5 separate regions of the Homo sapiens genome follow, and all the other regions are linked to region 5. A link is a contact called in ENCODE Hi-C or POLR2A ChIA-PET data. All regions are on one chromosome and are shown on one strand. Each heading gives the region's core, a stretch centred on a gene start or an enhancer-like site at or near the end of the contact. The rest is flanking DNA. Distances are from core to core; before and after follow the strand shown. Region 1 holds the start of DHX8 (DEAH-box helicase 8). Region 2 holds the start of HROB (homologous recombination factor with OB-fold). Region 3 has its middle 29 kb from the start of LRRC37A. Region 4 holds the start of KANSL1-AS1 (KANSL1 antisense RNA 1). Region 5 holds the start of HEXIM2-AS1 (HEXIM2 antisense RNA 1).

Region 1 (2,700 bases), core at 171-2,670, 1.7 Mb before region 5:
TTTTGTGTGTGTGTTTTGTTTGTTTGAGACGGAGTCTCACTCTGTCGCACAGGCTAGAGTGCAGTGGCGAGATCTCAGCTCACTGCAACATCCACCTCCCAGGTTCAAGCAATTCTCCCGCCTCAGCCTCCCTAGTAGCTGGGACTACAGGCACATACCATCACGCCCAGCTAATTTTTGTATTTTTAGTACAGACGAGGTTTCACCATGTTGGCCAGAGTGGTCTTGAACTCCTGACCTCAAGTGATCCGCCCGTCTCGGCCTCCCAAAGTGCTGGGATTACAGGGGTGAGCCACAGTGCCCAGCCCCTGGGGGAATAAGTTCTGAGAGGACACAGGAAAACTGGGGATTGAAAAGCAGGTTTTCACAAGAGTGGAGGCAGCTGGCTCTGTGGGTTCCCAGACTAAGGGGATCTGTGCTTGACAGACCAGAGGCCAGTTCTGTGACCATCATCTCAGCCTTGAATTTTTTTTTTTTTTTTTTTGAGACAAAGTCTCACTCTGTCGCCCATGCTGGAGTGTAGTGGTGTGAACTCAGGTCACTCCAACCTCTGCCTCCTGGGTTCAAGCGATTCTTGTGCCTCAGCCTCCCGAGTAGCTGGGACTACAGGCGCCCACCACCACCACGCCCGGCTAAGTTTTCTATTTTTAGTAGAGATGGAGTTTCGCCACGTTGGCCAGGCTGGTCTGGAACTCCTGACCTCAAGTGATCCACCAGCCTCGGCCTCCCAAAGTGCTGGCATTACAGGCGTGAGCCACTGCACCCGGCCTAGCCTTGTGATATTAACAGTAACTGTCATTTGCGGTGTGCCTACTCTGTGTCACACTCCTTGCAGTTATTCCATTTAGGGTAGAGCAACATTATTCTAGTTTACAGATGAGAAAACTAAGGCCCCAGAGATTGATTTGCCCAAGCAGCCAGCTGGCAGTGGAAGTGCCAGTTTCTTCGTGTGTAAAACAAGAGAAGGCAATCTACTGCCTACTGGCTTGTCAAGGGTCACTTGAGATCGGACGACAGGAACCACAAAGAAGTGAGGCCGGGAATTTGCGGATCCACAGTAAAGCAAGTTTGTCTTTTTCCAGACGTGCATTAAGATTCCTTTTTCAAGTGTTCTAAAGCGCAGGCGCAGGCTGTTTTGCGGTTGCCTCCCGGCGCCTCTTGTGCAGGCCGGGGTCGCCCTCTGCCGACCCAGGGCGGGAGCGCGCTGAGTGAACGTTTCCAGGCCTGAGGGCGGGCGGAGATTTTTCTCGCCTGTAGAGGGCGCAGATCGGCGTGCAGAGTAACCCACTCTAGTTGTCCCTTCCTTAAGCACTTCCTGTTTGATCTCTATGATCCATCCTGTTGGGACTTGATTCGTTCCTCAAATTTTCAATTTACCGTAAACAAAGGGGACGCGCGCTGACCCGGAAGTGAAAGCTGGAACCCGGCCGGAGTAGCTCTGAGCGCCGGCTGTGAGGAAGGAGGTTCTGGGCAAGCTATAGCCATGGCTGTGGCTGTAGCCATGGCGGGAGCCTTAATCGGGTCGGAGCCAGGCCCCGCGGAAGAACTTGCCAAACTCGAGTACCTGTCTTTGGTGTCAAAGGTTTGCACTGAGCTGGACAATCACTTGGGGATCAACGACAAGGACCTTGGTGAGCTCGGGGAGGTCCCTGGGACCTCAGTTTGGGATTGAGGGAAGCGGAAGGAGGAAGGAGGAAGGAGAAAGGTGGTTGATGGACCGAAAGTATGTTCGTGTGAATCTGTCTCTCTCTGTCGCAGACACCGGTGCCCAGGGTACACGCTGCCGTGGCCTCGGCTTGAGAGCCCTCGAGAAACTTTAGAAACTTTCCCAGAGCTGTCAGTGAAGCCCGGGGCGGTCATCTCTGCTTGATTGTTTTTTGTTTGTTTTTTCAGCCTCAATTAAACATGTTTAACAACAACAGCAGCAGATGCTGCGATGACGACGATGATGGCTGACGTTTATTGGGTGCTCACTATGTGCTAGATGCGATGCTCAGCTCTTTATTGACATTATTTTATTTGGTCTTCACGCCACTCTGTGACATAGTAGTTAGCGTCTGTGCTTTTAACTGTGTTCTTTGACCGTTCATCCTGTACTCTTTTTTGAGGCAGGGCCTCGCTCTGTTTCCCGGGCTGGAGTGCAGTGGCACGATCTCGGCTCACTGCAGCCTCCACCTCCTGGGCTCAAGCAGTCCTCCCACCTCAGCCTCCCGAGTAGCTGGGACTACAGGCGGGCGCCACCAAGCTCGACTCATTTTTAAATTTTTTGTAGAGACGGGGGTCTCACTGTATTGCCCAGGCTGGTCTCGAACTTCTGGGCTCAAGCAGTCCTCTTCCCTCGGCCTCCCAAAGTGTTGGGATTACAGGCGTGAGCCATTGCGTCCTGTACTATGTCTTAAACACCAGTCACTAGATGTTTTGGGGCAAACTACATCTGGGGAGCCGAAACTGAGGAATTAGAAAAGGCTAGGGTCCTAAAGCTAAAGCCATAGACAGATGGAGCCTTTATGAAGGTACAGAGGATGGATGGGATCAAGGGCAACCAATGGATGGATTGACCTTTGGTACGTACAGCAAGGCTTCTTCAGTTGTAACAGGAGCGAGGACAGAGAATACAGTTGCAGATTCAGATGAGTTTAGAGATTGGTGGTGGGAAGATGAGTGAGAGAGTTCCAGCCCACTCTTCAGTTTCCTAAATGA
Region 2 (2,826 bases), core at 129-2,628, 1.0 Mb before region 5:
TCCCAGCACTTCGGGAGGCCAATGCGGGTGGATCACGAGGTCAGGTGTTCAAGACCAGCCTGGGCAACATAGTGAAACCCTGTCTCTACTAAAAATACAAAAAGTTAGCTGGGCGTGGCTGGGCGCAGTGGTTCACGTCTGTAATCCCAGCACTTTGGGAGGCAGAGGCGGGCAGATTACCTGAGGTCAGGAGTTCGAGACCATCCTGGCCAACATGGTGAAACCCTGTCTCTACTAAAAATACAAAAAATTAGCTGGGCGTGGCTGGGCGCAGTGGCTCACGTCTGTAATCCCAGCACTTTGGGAGGCAGAGGCGGGCAGATTACCTGAGGTCAGGAGTTCGAGACCAGCCTGGCCAACATGGTGAAACCCTGTCTCTACTAAAAATACAAAAATTAGCCAGGCATGATGGCACATGCCTGTTATCCCAGCTACTCGGGAGGCTGAGGCAGGAGAATTGCTTGAGCCTAGGAGGAAGAGGTTGCAGTGAGCCGAGATCATGCCACTGCACTGCAGCCTGTCCTGCAGAGCGAGACTGTCTCAAAAAAAAAAAAAAAAAAAAAAAATTAGCCGGGCGTGGTGGCGGGCACTTGTAATCCCAGCTACTTGGTAGGCTGAAGCAGGAGAATCGCTTGAACCTGAGAGGCAGAGGTTGCAGTGAGCCAAGATCGTGCCACTGCACTCCAGCCTGGGCAACAATGTGAGACTCCGTGTCAAAAAAAAAAAAAGTTAACTGGGTTTGGTGGTGTGTGCCTGTGATCCCAGCTACTCAGGAGGCTGAGGTGGGAGGACTGCTTGGGCCCAAGAGGTGGAGGATGCAGTGAGCCATGACTGTGCCGCTGCACTCCGGGCTGGGTAAGGGAGTAAAGTAAGTCTCAAAACAAAAACAAACTCATTTTCTGAGTGTCTTCAATGTGCCACATGCTGGTTCACAAAGGTGAAAAGCCACAGTCTTGCTCTGAAGCAGTATTAAGTCAAGCAGGGAGGCCGGGCGCCATGGCTTACGCCTGTAATCCCAGCTACTTCGAAGGCTGAGGCAGGAGAATCGCTTGAACCCGGGAGGCGGAGGTTGCAGTGAGCCGAGATCGCGCCACTGCACTCCAGCCTGGGCGACAGAGCGAGATTCGGTTTAAAAAAGAAAAAAAAAAAAGAACGGAAAAGAAAGGGGCGGGGGCAGGATTAGGCATCGTGGGGCCAAGATGCTTGATCTCACCTGAACCAGTGCTGAACCAGCCGACTGGGAAGAGGAGCCGCTTGGGGGCGACCGAGAGCCCATCCGTTTCCCCTTTAAGACCAGAGCGGAAGACTACAGTGAGAAGGCCCTTTGTGTCGGCGGGAAAGAAATATGCCTGCCCCTTTAAGAAGGCGGAGACGCCCCAGTGGCGGCGTCTTCGAATGCGGCCTAAGGCGCCTGCCGCCAGTCTCCTGGCGACTTTCCCTATATCGCAGAGACTCATCCCTCTGACCCCAGCCCGGAAGCACTGTCCCTCGGAGTCCGAGACTTCCACCTGGGTCGTGTCCAAGGCCCCGGCGACTCCCCGGACTCGGGGTGCCGGGCCAACCTCCCCGCCGAGGCCCACCCGCCGTCGCTATGGTAATGCCGCGCCCAGCTTGGGGGCTGGCGGGCCGCAGGGCCCCCTGGCCTCCGGAACTGCTCATGGGGTTCCAGCCCCTCGCCCGCGCAAGTTGCAGGACCGGGGTCTGGGTGGGGGTTCGGCGGAGTCGGGAGACCTGGGCTGTCGTCAGGGCTTGTCATGGACGCGCCGGAGACCCTGAGAAAGCATTCTCCTCCCCCGGGCCTCAGTTTCCCTCCTGTTGCCTTCCTACCCTCCTGGGAAACCCCCCTTTCCAGTGCGCTCAGACGTCACTACCGCTTGGGTCCATCCCTTTCCCCTCCCCGCCCCACACTTTCTACTTTTTTTTTTTTTTTTTTTGGACGAAGTCTCGTTCTGTCGCCCAGGCTGGAGTGCAGTGGCGTGATCTCTGCTCACTGCAACCGTCGTCTCCCGCCCACCCCTTTCACTCTGACCCTTAGAGTCTTGGGAACTGTATCGCCAGCTGTAGCTCCTGCGGCTCTGGCATCTGGGGTTAGGCACCACCTCTGATCTGGGTTTGACACTCATCAGGAACTGGCTACAGCAGCCCTGCTGGCTAGAAAGAAGGAACCGTGGACTGGGGCATCCTACTCTCCTGGGACCCTAGTTTTTGGGCCTTGGATTAGGTAGGGAAACTACTGGCTTCATTTGCAGAAACAATGCCACTGTGCAGACATGTTTGGATTTATGGTAGTTTCTCTTATGTTTGACATAAGATTGGTCAGGCGAAACCTTTGGGATATTGCAAAATCCTTAGGCCCAAGCCAGGGGCCGTGGCTGACACCTGTTTTTGTTTGTTTGTTTTTTTGAGACAGAGTCTCACTCTGTGGCCCAGGCTGAAGTGCAGTGGTGCGATCTCCGCTCACTGCAACCTCCACTTCCCAGGTTCAAGCAATTCTCCTGCCTTAGACTCCCAACAAGCTGGGATTACAGGCGGGCACCACCACCCCAGCTAACTTATTTCTATTTTTAGTAGAGACGAGGTTTCACTTTGTTGGCCAGGCTGTTCTTGAACTCCTGGCCTCAGGTGGTCCACCCGCCTTGGCGTCACAAAGTGCTGGGATTACAGGAGTGAGCCACCATGCCCAGCCTGTGGCTGACACCTATAATCCCAGCACTTTGGAGGCCACAGTGGGAGGATCACTTGAGCCCAGGAGTTCAAGACTGGCCTGGGCAATGTAGTGAGGCCCCGTATCTATAAAAATTTAAAAATTAGCCTGGGCGCAGTGGC
Region 3 (2,868 bases), core at 287-2,786, 1.1 Mb after region 5:
TCCAGCTTGCTCTCTGTCTCTACATTTCAGGGTGTGGGTTTCAGGGCATTCACAACATTCCTGCAACAGAAGAGTTTTGGGAACACCCCCAGCAGGATGTGGGTGATTTGAATGTATGTCAGAGATGTGGTTGTAACTGAGAAATCTTAAGCCTAGTGAATTTTATTCCACTTGACTTAAATAAAGAGCACGTGAAAGAAGGGGATCTGAGGACATCTATGAACAGGGCCCCGAGGGCATGAACTTACTAGTGTTTATATGACTAGTGTTTATCTGGGCCTGTCTAGTCTGGAGAACCTGACTCTGGTGTACCCAAGCTTTGCAGTGGCTGTAGAGGTTTGCTCTTTTGGAGGGAGAAGATAATTCATTCCTCCAACACCTGAATGAGGGTAGATTAACCCACCTCCTTCAGCTGCAATTTGGCAAATTTCTCTTCTTTGATTTAATGCTCAACGGACAAATTTCCTTTCTTCTTCTTCTTCTTCTTCTTCTTCTTCTTCTTCTTCTTCTTCTTCTTCTTCTTCTTCTTCTTCTTCCTCTTCTTCTTTTTTTCTCCTCTTCTTCTTCTTCTTCTCCTCCTTCTCCTTCTTCTCCTTCTTCTTTTCTCTTCCTTCTCCTCCTCCTTCCTCCTCCTCCTCTTCCTACTCTTCTTCCTCTTCCTCTCCTCCTCCTCTTCCTCCTCCTCTTCCTTCTTCTTCTTCTTTCTTTTTTTTTCGGTTTTGAGACAGGGTCTCCGTCACCCAGGCTGGAGTGCAGTGGCACGATCTCGGCTCACTGCAACCTCCACCTCCTAGGCTCAAGCGATCCTCCCACCTCAGCTTCCCATGTGGCTGGGACCAAGGCGTGAGCTACCATGCCCGGCTAATTTTTGTATTTTTTGTAGAGACAGGGTCTCTCCATGTTGCTCAGGCTGGTCTTGAACTCCTGAGCTCAAGAGATCCTCCTGTCTCAGGCTCCCAAAGTCCTGGGATTACAAGCACGAGCCACCATGCCCGGCCTCAACAGGCAACCTTCTGATTAATAATTAGACCTCTGTGCCGGCCGTCGTGGCTGATGCCTGTAATTCCAGCACTTTGGAAGGCCAAGGCGGGTGGATGGCTTGAGGTCGGGCGTTTGAGACCAGCCTGGCCAACACGGTGAAACCCCGTCTCTGCTAAATATACAAAAATTAGCCTGGCATGGTGGCGTATGCCTGTAATCCCAGCTACTTGGGAGGCTGAGGCACGAGAATCGCTTGAACCCGGGAGGCAGAGGTTACAGTGAGCTGTCATATATAATGAAACAGTTTTACTAAACTTAGGAAGCAGTGACTTGGTGTCTCTAGAAATTGCCTAACATACACATTCCAGGATACATTCTCTGTCATCTGGAATCTCCTCCCTTCCACAAACCCACGCTGTCTTAAGCACTATTTTCCTATTTGTTGTTGACCTAATCTAGAAAAAAGCGGCCATCACTCTTTCTCCCCCACTCAGTCCCTCAGTCCCGAAACACCCTTATTCTCCGCACTTGTCACCCCACCCTCTGCTGCCCCCACCGCAGCGCGCAAACGCACACGAGTTTAAAGTTTAGGCTGTGATGCTATCCTCGCCCGCAGATCACAGGACAGACATTCTCGGGGACAACTTTGCGAGGCCATGTGCTCGTCCCCCTTAGGAAGGAAGAGGGAGAAATCCCTGCGGCTCGGTTTTGTTCCAATGGTCTGCTCAGCGAGTGATTCCCGTTTCCCCAAAGGCTGCCCCTCATTAGCATGAACGGGGACGCGGGTGTGGAGAAGGGGTTAGAGGAGAGAAAGCAAGCAAAAGCCCAGGCTCACTTTTAGAGCCTGGGAACCCTGTCTGCAAAAATGACAGCTAGAGCTTTCTGGCTCCTCTGTTTAATCGTCGGATCATCCCCCGAAGCTCCGGTGGAGAGAAAAAGTAAGATCGGTGTAGTGCGGAGCCCTGGGAGCGGAGCGGGGATCTGGGGAGGGGGCGCCCAGGCCTCAGCCGCCGGCCGACAACCGGGCCACCTTCCGTGAGGCCGCACACGCTCCCACAGGCCCGCGCCTGGCGCAAGCCGAGAACCGCGCGTCGCCGCGCCGCGGGCCCGCGACGGAGGAAGCCCCGAGACGCGCGCGCTCACGGGCCCTACGCTTCCCCGCCGCCCGGCCGCGCGCGCGCGCCGCCGAGGGCCCCGCCGGCCCTGCCCACCCCAACCGGCCGCGCGCCGTTGTGCCGGCCCCCGGCTCGCCGCCCGCGCCGCCGCCGCGCCTCAGCTTCAGATTCGGCCTCAGTCAGCCGCGCAGGGACGCGGAGCCCGGCGCCGAGCTCTGCGCTTGCGCTTGCCGGGCGGGCATGGACGGGCGAGAGGCGTTCTGCAAGCGCGAAATCGGTGAGCCCGGCCGCCGCGCCGCCGCCCCGCGAGCCTTTCCGAGTCCCGGAGAATCCTGCACGCGAGATCCCAGGGCGCCCGACCCATGCGGGCCGTTTCGCTGTTGCTAAAAACCAACGCCCAGGGACTGGGAGAGGAACTGGGGTTCCCAAACTGTTTTTTGGAAGCAGCGATGAACGGGATAGTGCATGACGTGGACGTGCTGGGCGCGGGCATCTGGCTGGTGACCCTGCTGGTGGATCGGGACGGGCTGTACAAGATGAACCGCCTGTACCTCACTCACCCCCGACGTCTTCTTCTTCCGAGTCCACATGTTAGTCCTGGACTCCTCCAGCTGCAATAAACCGTGTCCAGAGTTTAAACCTGGTATTGAAACTGAGCTGAATGACGCTGCATATGTACTTTATACCACCGTTTGTAACGTGGGTGCCACAGCCCGGGCTGTGGGTCGTCCAGTCTTTTTTTGGGACGGATGGGGGACAGTATTGTAACATG
Region 4 (2,807 bases), core at 63-2,562, 1.0 Mb after region 5:
AAGATTCCAACTCACTTAAAAGCAAATAAATCCCTCTTCCTCTTTAGTTTAAAAAAAAAAAAAGTCCGCCTGAGGGAGACTACATCTGAAAACGTAAGTGACCTGAATTTACAGGCAACAAAAATAATAAATGAAACAATCAGAGTTGTGATACAAACCGTGCAACGCGCCAAGATGTGTGTTTCGAGCAGAGAAAGGCCTTTTGCAGTCAAGAGAAGTTCAAGGCGAGAGCCAGAGTTTGTTTGGGGGGTTCTTTTACGGGAATAAATCATGTTCTTCAGGCCGCCTTTTTAAATAGAACGCCAAAGGAAAAGCTGGCGAACGAGGCGGCAGCTCCTGGGGAAGGGCCCCCGCACACCCCCGCCCTTGGGGCGACTCCCAGCCCGGACCCGCAGCAGGGAAGCCCGGAGAGGCCATTTAAAGTTCCGGGGGATTTTTCTACCCTGCCCTGCCTTTCTAGTTACAACTAACAAAGAGAGAGAGAAATGGGAGCCACAGGGAGAGCGAGGAGAAGGAGAAAGGGCAGCAGGAGGAGGAGGAGAGGAGCAGCAGCAGCACCTACCACGTGATGGAGGAGCGTAGCCCGGGCGGATTCAGCCCCACAAAATGGGCGCAGTTTGCAAACAGCCCCCCGGCCTGGGCGCCGAGGGCCAGCGGCGGGCGGGGGCGCGCGACGGCGGCTCCGGCCCGGGCCCGCCGCTCTCCTCCCCCCGACGCCCGGAGCCGCCCTGACTTTCCGGGCGGGGGGGCGAGGCAGAGGGGGAGGGGAAGGCGGCGGCGGGGAGCGGCTGCTTTTTCTTCTCTTTCGGGCCCTTTCCCGGCCTTGCTCCGCACCGACGGGGCCCGAGCACGGCTGGAGACCGCAGCCCGGCCGGGAGGGCGGGCGGGCGGGGGCAGAGAGTGAAACCGCCCCCCCGCCCCGCACAAACAAGCACCGCCGTCTGCAGCCCGAACCCGCACCCAGGCCGCCACCCCCGGCCGCCTCTTTCCAGCCGGGGAGCGCGCTTCAGCCGCCCCCCGCGCCGCCGCGGCGAGACGAGTCGGCTTCGCTACGGTGCTCGGTTCTCCCGCCGGCTCGGCGAGCGGTGGCGGCGGTGGCGGCGGCACTGGGAAAATGGCGGCCGAGCTCCTTTTCCCTCCCCCCCTTTAATCTGAAGCGGAGGGAGAATGGAGCGAGCGAGCAAGCGGGCGAGCGCCGGGGACACGGGGAGGAGGGACAGCAGCGCCTCCGCCGGCTGCGGCTGCGGCGGCGAAGGGCCGCTCCACCCCGGCGCGCCGCCAGGGGGCGCCCGCCGCGCCGCCCCCGCGGGCCGCCAGGAGGCGCGGCCGCCGCCGCCTCAGTCATGGCTCCTCGCCGTGGCCGATGTTTTTGTACCTCCATCTGCGGAGGCCGCGGCGCCCGGCCCCAGCTGCCCCGGACGTGCGGCGACGGCACGCAGCACTGCGGCAGGGGGAAGCCAGCCCTCGCTGCGGCCGAGGTGAGTCTAACCTGAGGCACTGACGCCGTCACATGCCCTCCGTGCTGGGGCCGGCGGTGCGGCTCGCCAGTTGAGGGGCAGGGCGGGCCGGCGCCGCGGAGCGAGAGGACGTGAGCGAGGAACTGTTTGCACTGTGTAGTAAAGAGGGTAAGGCCGTCGGCACCACACTATTCCAAGGCTAACCCTGCAGAAAGCTCCCTGACCAGTGAAGCGGCTTCCGCCGCCCGCCCTTTGTCCCTAGCAGCCAGCCTCCGTATACTGCAGCACGGCTGGGCACTAGCCCCAGCACCGCGCTCCGCAGCCACCAGAGTTGGGCGGGGTGGGGAGGGTGCACGTAGTCACTGCGCAGGCCCCAGCCAGGGCCCGCGCCGGGCCAGCCCGGGAAGGGACAGCCGGGAGCCAGAGGGGAAGTGATGGCCCCGCCGGCGCCGGGCCCGCTGGGAACTGTAGTTTTCGTGAAGAAACACGCGTCTTGTTTTGGGTGTCATGGCTTGGCAGATCCGCCAAAACAGGCAAATGGCATTACACAATGAGTATTTATGCTTCCTGCCGCCACCAAAAGGAAGTTCACTGCCATGCTAAAAGTTTAACAAAGAACTCCATAAAGAAACACAAGTCTCACAACAAAAAGCCAACTTCCCACCTCGTTACCAGAGTTGGTTTAAAGTGGTGGCACCTTATCATTTCTCATGACCAGTTTATCAGTACAGAACTTTATATTGTCCCCAAAATAGGACCTTTAAAATAATGGAACCTTTCCTAGACTTAAAGAATTCATAAACATAATGTAATACAAAGTGTCACACAAAGTGTAATTCTACCACCCTTTAAAGTTGCCAAAAGATGAGTGGAGTATCTTGAGATTTAAAAGACTAATCTAGGATTCATCAAAACTGGCTTAAATGACTGAAGAAAAAATCGTTCAAATCATTAAATCATCAAATTCGGCAGATAAGAAGGGTATGTATGCTCTACTACCAAAAAGGAAGACGCAAAATGCTTCACACTTTTTTGTGGCTTACCAGAACCAATATCCGGCATTATACGTCACTTCTGCTTATCAAAAAACACCCTCACAGTCGTTACAGAACGGTTTTAGTCTTCCCACAAAGTTACACTAACTCACCTGCCCCTGCAACATCTGCACCTAGGTTTCTGCGAATTTCCATTTGTACTCCTAAAATCACACTCTCAAGCATAGTCATAGTTCTCAAATACCAAAGGCAGGCAGTTTGGAGTCATAGGGTCAAATTACACAAAGAATAAACTAATATTTGTATACACATCCAAAAGAGGTCTTTAGTCTTGGATTTTTAATTTACAACCCTG
Region 5 (2,856 bases), core at 348-2,847:
GATAATAAGACTCATCACAAGGTACCCACAAAATTCACTGCCAGTCACTCTGCTACGTCAAAGCCTCTCCTACTTCAGCACCTACCTAGGCATAATTTTAACTGACATTTTAGCAATAAAACTTTTATTTGAAGATATCCTTGAGCCACAAATCTCTCTGGATTTAGATTTCAAGCAGTAGGAAGTAAGATGGTTTAACCTGCAATTCAATAAAAGAACTTCACATCAAACTTCAATCTTTAAGAAGCTGCTACAGCTATAATGTAAGGTTAAGAGTTTATTCTTTCAAAGCAGGTCTCCTCATCTCTTAAACGCTATACATATGAAGTAGATAAAAACTGGTTTCTTTTTTGGTAGCATTTAGGATCTACAAAAGTGATCCTTCAATTACTTGGAATTTCAAAAAATTGAGGTTACCTAGTAACAATGCACCAGTAGAACACAAAATACTCTGACTTTGTTTAGTCTGTGGGAAAAGAAAAATCTTTAAACTGGAAAGATTTTGTAGTCTTACAAAGATTACATTGGAATTGGAATTACTGTAGTTCGTTTTTCCCTCTAGGAGGGCAGCCATTTCTCTAAAAGTTGTGTAAAAGTTAAGACTAGGATTTCAAAATGCAAGCAGATGTTGATGAAGCATACGAAATGGGCAACTCCGTTTCTATTTCGGAGCCGCAGCGACTCCGACTTTGTGCCCCAACCCTGTAAAGGGCAAAACCTCATCCCTTCGGTGTAAACTTTCAAGAGAAGTGGGGCAGCACACTTTAGGCGTTTCACCAAGAGGCTGGCGACATGCTAGGTCAGGTTGTCCGGAGAATCGGGGCTGAATGGGAGAGATCTTGAGGGCAAGAGCCTCAGAGACCTTCAGGCACCGAGCTCGTGAAGGTTTCCAAGTGCCCCTCTCTAGCTGCTCCCAGGGGGAATTAGTGGTTGCTACAGTAGTTTAAGAGGGTCGTGGTTTTTCGCAACCCGGGCGGCGAGATGGCGCTTTGGTGTAAGCGAGGTAAGGTGGGTGCACTGGGATCTCCGCTCTCGGAGCCTCCAGCTGACTGCCACGCCGACTTGTGGCCAGACCTGCGACCTCCGCCCTCCCCCGCGGCGCCAGCCTCTGGAATCTGGCGTCGCCCCCACCTCTCCAGTCGAAGTGGGAGTCCCTCTGTGCGGGGCCTCGCCGCCATACCCAGGCCGAATGGGGGTGGGGAGGGAAGCTGGCAGAGCTCGGCCTCAGGATCCGCGCCCCTGTGGAAAGACCGCAGAGGGAAGCCGTTTCACCAGCCTCTCCCCTTCTGGGGTCTCGGGAAACACGCGGTAATTACCGAAGAACCCCGCACTCTGTGAGAGGCGAGGCTGCGGGGCTGCCGGGACGGTTTGAGGACCGGGCTCGGCCGAGGAGACTCCAACCTTCACCCTCCCTGGCCCCCGGTCCCACTTCCCGCCGTCTCCCGGCGCCGCCACTTCAGGTAGCCCACTCGGCCCGGCCTCTCCCCGCGCCCGGACCACCCCCCACGGGGTGCTCTCACTGCGCAGCGAGTCCCTCCGCTGCCTCCTCCCAGCCCAAAATGGCGGCGATGGCCGCCGAGCTTCTCGTCGCCTTCCTCAAAGGCCAAGGATCCCTCCGCGCCTGCTGCCCCGCCCACCTTAGCCGGATCTATTTTCTGCCCCGTAAAGATTAACGCCATCAATGAACTCTTTAATTGAGTTCGGAGAAGGCGGGTCCAGTTGTGCCTCCTCACAGCTAATCGTTGCCAAAAAAGCGAGAATATTGGCAGAAGGCTTGACCAATCAAAGAAGGCAGTGATGCGCGCGCGGTCTGCCCCCGCGCAAGGGTAGATGGGTTTTGGAGTCTCGGGTGTGGCTGTTGACGTTACAGGCCCTTGGATCGCTTTTCAGGCCAGAAGAACTACAATCCCCAGCAGGCACCGCGCGTCCAGGCTCTCTCTTCCCCCCCATCTTAGTGGCCTGAGCGGCTTGACCAGAGCTGCTGCAACTGCAGCAAGAGGTAGGGCTCAGGCGTTGGGAATTGCACCGACAGGCAGTCGCACAGAAAGGCACACAGATGTAGTGGTGTGCATAGCCCTTGACAGCGAATAGGTCAGTTCCACCTTTGCAAAACCTCTTTCCATGACTGTCTCCCTTCTTCCAAGAAATCCATCCTTATCCTAGTTGGGTTTCCCTCCCAGCTGCATGTAGTGCAAAGACCTCTTTCCCCTTTTCTCCTGTTTCCCTTTCTGAGAGGAAGGAGGGAGGCAGGCCAGGACCTTAGAGGAAAAGTCCTCAGCACTAGGCTGGCCCAGGTCCCAGCTGTGCTTCTGGCCTTTGGAGCCCAGCTTGGGGAGAAGGTTGGGGGTGCAGGGCTGCATCAAGATTGGGGCCACTGGAGACAGTGGGGAAGGACTCGTGAGCTTGCTCCATGTTCTCCCGTGGCAGCAGCAGCCCCGCTGCACTCCCAGCCTCCCCAGGCAGTCCTCCTTTGCCCCTTTGGTGGTTGGGGAAACAAAACTTACACCTGGCTTCCTGGCTGCCAACCTGGGCCTCGGTGACTTCCAGGAGGACAGTACAGGACATGAGTCCTGGTGAGGGACCCGAGGAGCAGGACAGAGAAGACGGCCCCTGAATCCCATTTGGCCCCTTGCTGGCTGGAGGTGTGAAAACCAGCGGTGGAGGCAGCCTTCGGGGCCTGCATTTGAGAATAAGGGTATGAAGGGCTGGGGTACAAAATGGCTGCCACTGCCTGGGCAAACAATTCTGGGCAGCCAGAGTATTCCTGACGTTCCTTCAGGATTTAGGTTTCTGTTGTTGTTCAAAGCAGGTGTCACTAGTTCCAGGCGTCTGCTGAAAGATTTGGAACAGAAGATG

The links. A loop is a pair of places that touch in the nucleus more often than their neighbours do. ChIA-PET counts read pairs that join two places held with the same protein, here RNA polymerase II (POLR2A). Pooled maps may share reads with other maps.
Region 1: a map of naive thymus-derived CD4-positive, alpha-beta T cell shows a loop between it and region 5 (24-fold over the local background). The contact joins the promoter of DHX8 here to the promoter of HEXIM2-AS1 in region 5. A Hi-C loop is called at or near these places in 1 of 168 maps with a recorded cell type or tissue (naive thymus-derived CD4-positive, alpha-beta T cell) and 4 of 50 pooled maps. POLR2A ChIA-PET finds 5 or more read pairs at or near these places in 1 of 52 experiments (H1).
Region 2: a pooled map shows a loop between it and region 5 (6-fold over the local background). The contact joins the promoter of HROB here to the promoter of HEXIM2-AS1 in region 5. A Hi-C loop is called at or near these places in 4 of 50 pooled maps. POLR2A ChIA-PET finds 5 or more read pairs at or near these places in 2 of 52 experiments (HEK293 and activated CD8-positive, alpha-beta memory T cell).
Region 3: a pooled map shows a loop between it and region 5 (5-fold over the local background). The contact joins the enhancer-like site here to the promoter of HEXIM2-AS1 in region 5. A Hi-C loop is called at or near these places in 3 of 50 pooled maps. POLR2A ChIA-PET finds 5 or more read pairs at or near these places in 2 of 52 experiments (PC-3 and activated B cell).
Region 4: a pooled map shows a loop between it and region 5 (10-fold over the local background). The contact joins the promoter of KANSL1-AS1 here to the promoter of HEXIM2-AS1 in region 5. A Hi-C loop is called at or near these places in 1 of 168 maps with a recorded cell type or tissue (naive thymus-derived CD4-positive, alpha-beta T cell), 3 of 37 single-sample maps with no recorded cell type and 10 of 50 pooled maps. POLR2A ChIA-PET finds 5 or more read pairs at or near these places in 3 of 52 experiments (HEK293, OCI-LY7 and activated CD4-positive, alpha-beta T cell).

The regions. Positions count from the first base shown.
Region 1 is chr17:43,482,555-43,485,254 of GRCh38, forward strand. DHX8 (DEAH-box helicase 8) reads left to right here and starts at 1,421. Exons shown (of 23, transcript NM_004941.3): 1 at 1,421-1,631. The coding sequence starts at 1,484. RefSeq lists enhancers at 1,114-1,956, 1,256-1,685.
Region 2 is chr17:44,140,552-44,143,377 of GRCh38, forward strand. HROB (homologous recombination factor with OB-fold) reads left to right here and starts at 1,379. Exons shown (of 10, transcript NM_001171251.3): 1 at 1,379-1,594. The coding sequence starts at 1,592. RefSeq lists an enhancer at 1,134-1,303 and silencers at 1,604-1,663, 1,910-2,204.
Region 3 is chr17:46,264,780-46,267,647 of GRCh38, forward strand. It overlaps a transcript of LRRC37A not described here and the pseudogene LOC100132570. Among named protein-coding and RNA genes, the nearest start is that of LRRC37A, 29 kb to the right of the region's middle. Within about 2 kb of position 1,537, at least 33 of the 41 ENCODE cell types and tissues checked have a DNase peak (open chromatin) inside an H3K27ac peak, as active enhancers do.
Region 4 is chr17:46,192,261-46,195,067 of GRCh38, forward strand. KANSL1-AS1 (KANSL1 antisense RNA 1) reads left to right here and starts at 1,313. Exons shown (of 2, transcript NR_034172.1): 1 at 1,313-1,478. It overlaps KANSL1 (KAT8 regulatory NSL complex subunit 1), which reads right to left and starts at 1,169. Exons shown (of 15, transcript NM_015443.4): 1 at 563-1,169.
Region 5 is chr17:45,159,941-45,162,796 of GRCh38, forward strand. It overlaps HEXIM2-AS1 (HEXIM2 antisense RNA 1), which reads right to left and starts at 1,598. Exons shown (of 3, transcript NR_186789.1): 1 at 1,521-1,598. It overlaps HEXIM2 (HEXIM P-TEFb complex subunit 2), which reads left to right and starts at 1,935. Exons shown (of 4, transcript NM_001303441.2): 1 at 1,935-2,091; 2 at 2,548-2,695; 3 at 2,810-2,856. The coding sequence starts at 2,854. RefSeq lists enhancers at 570-1,185, 1,186-1,801, 1,455-1,684, 1,802-2,417, 1,835-2,034 and 1 more.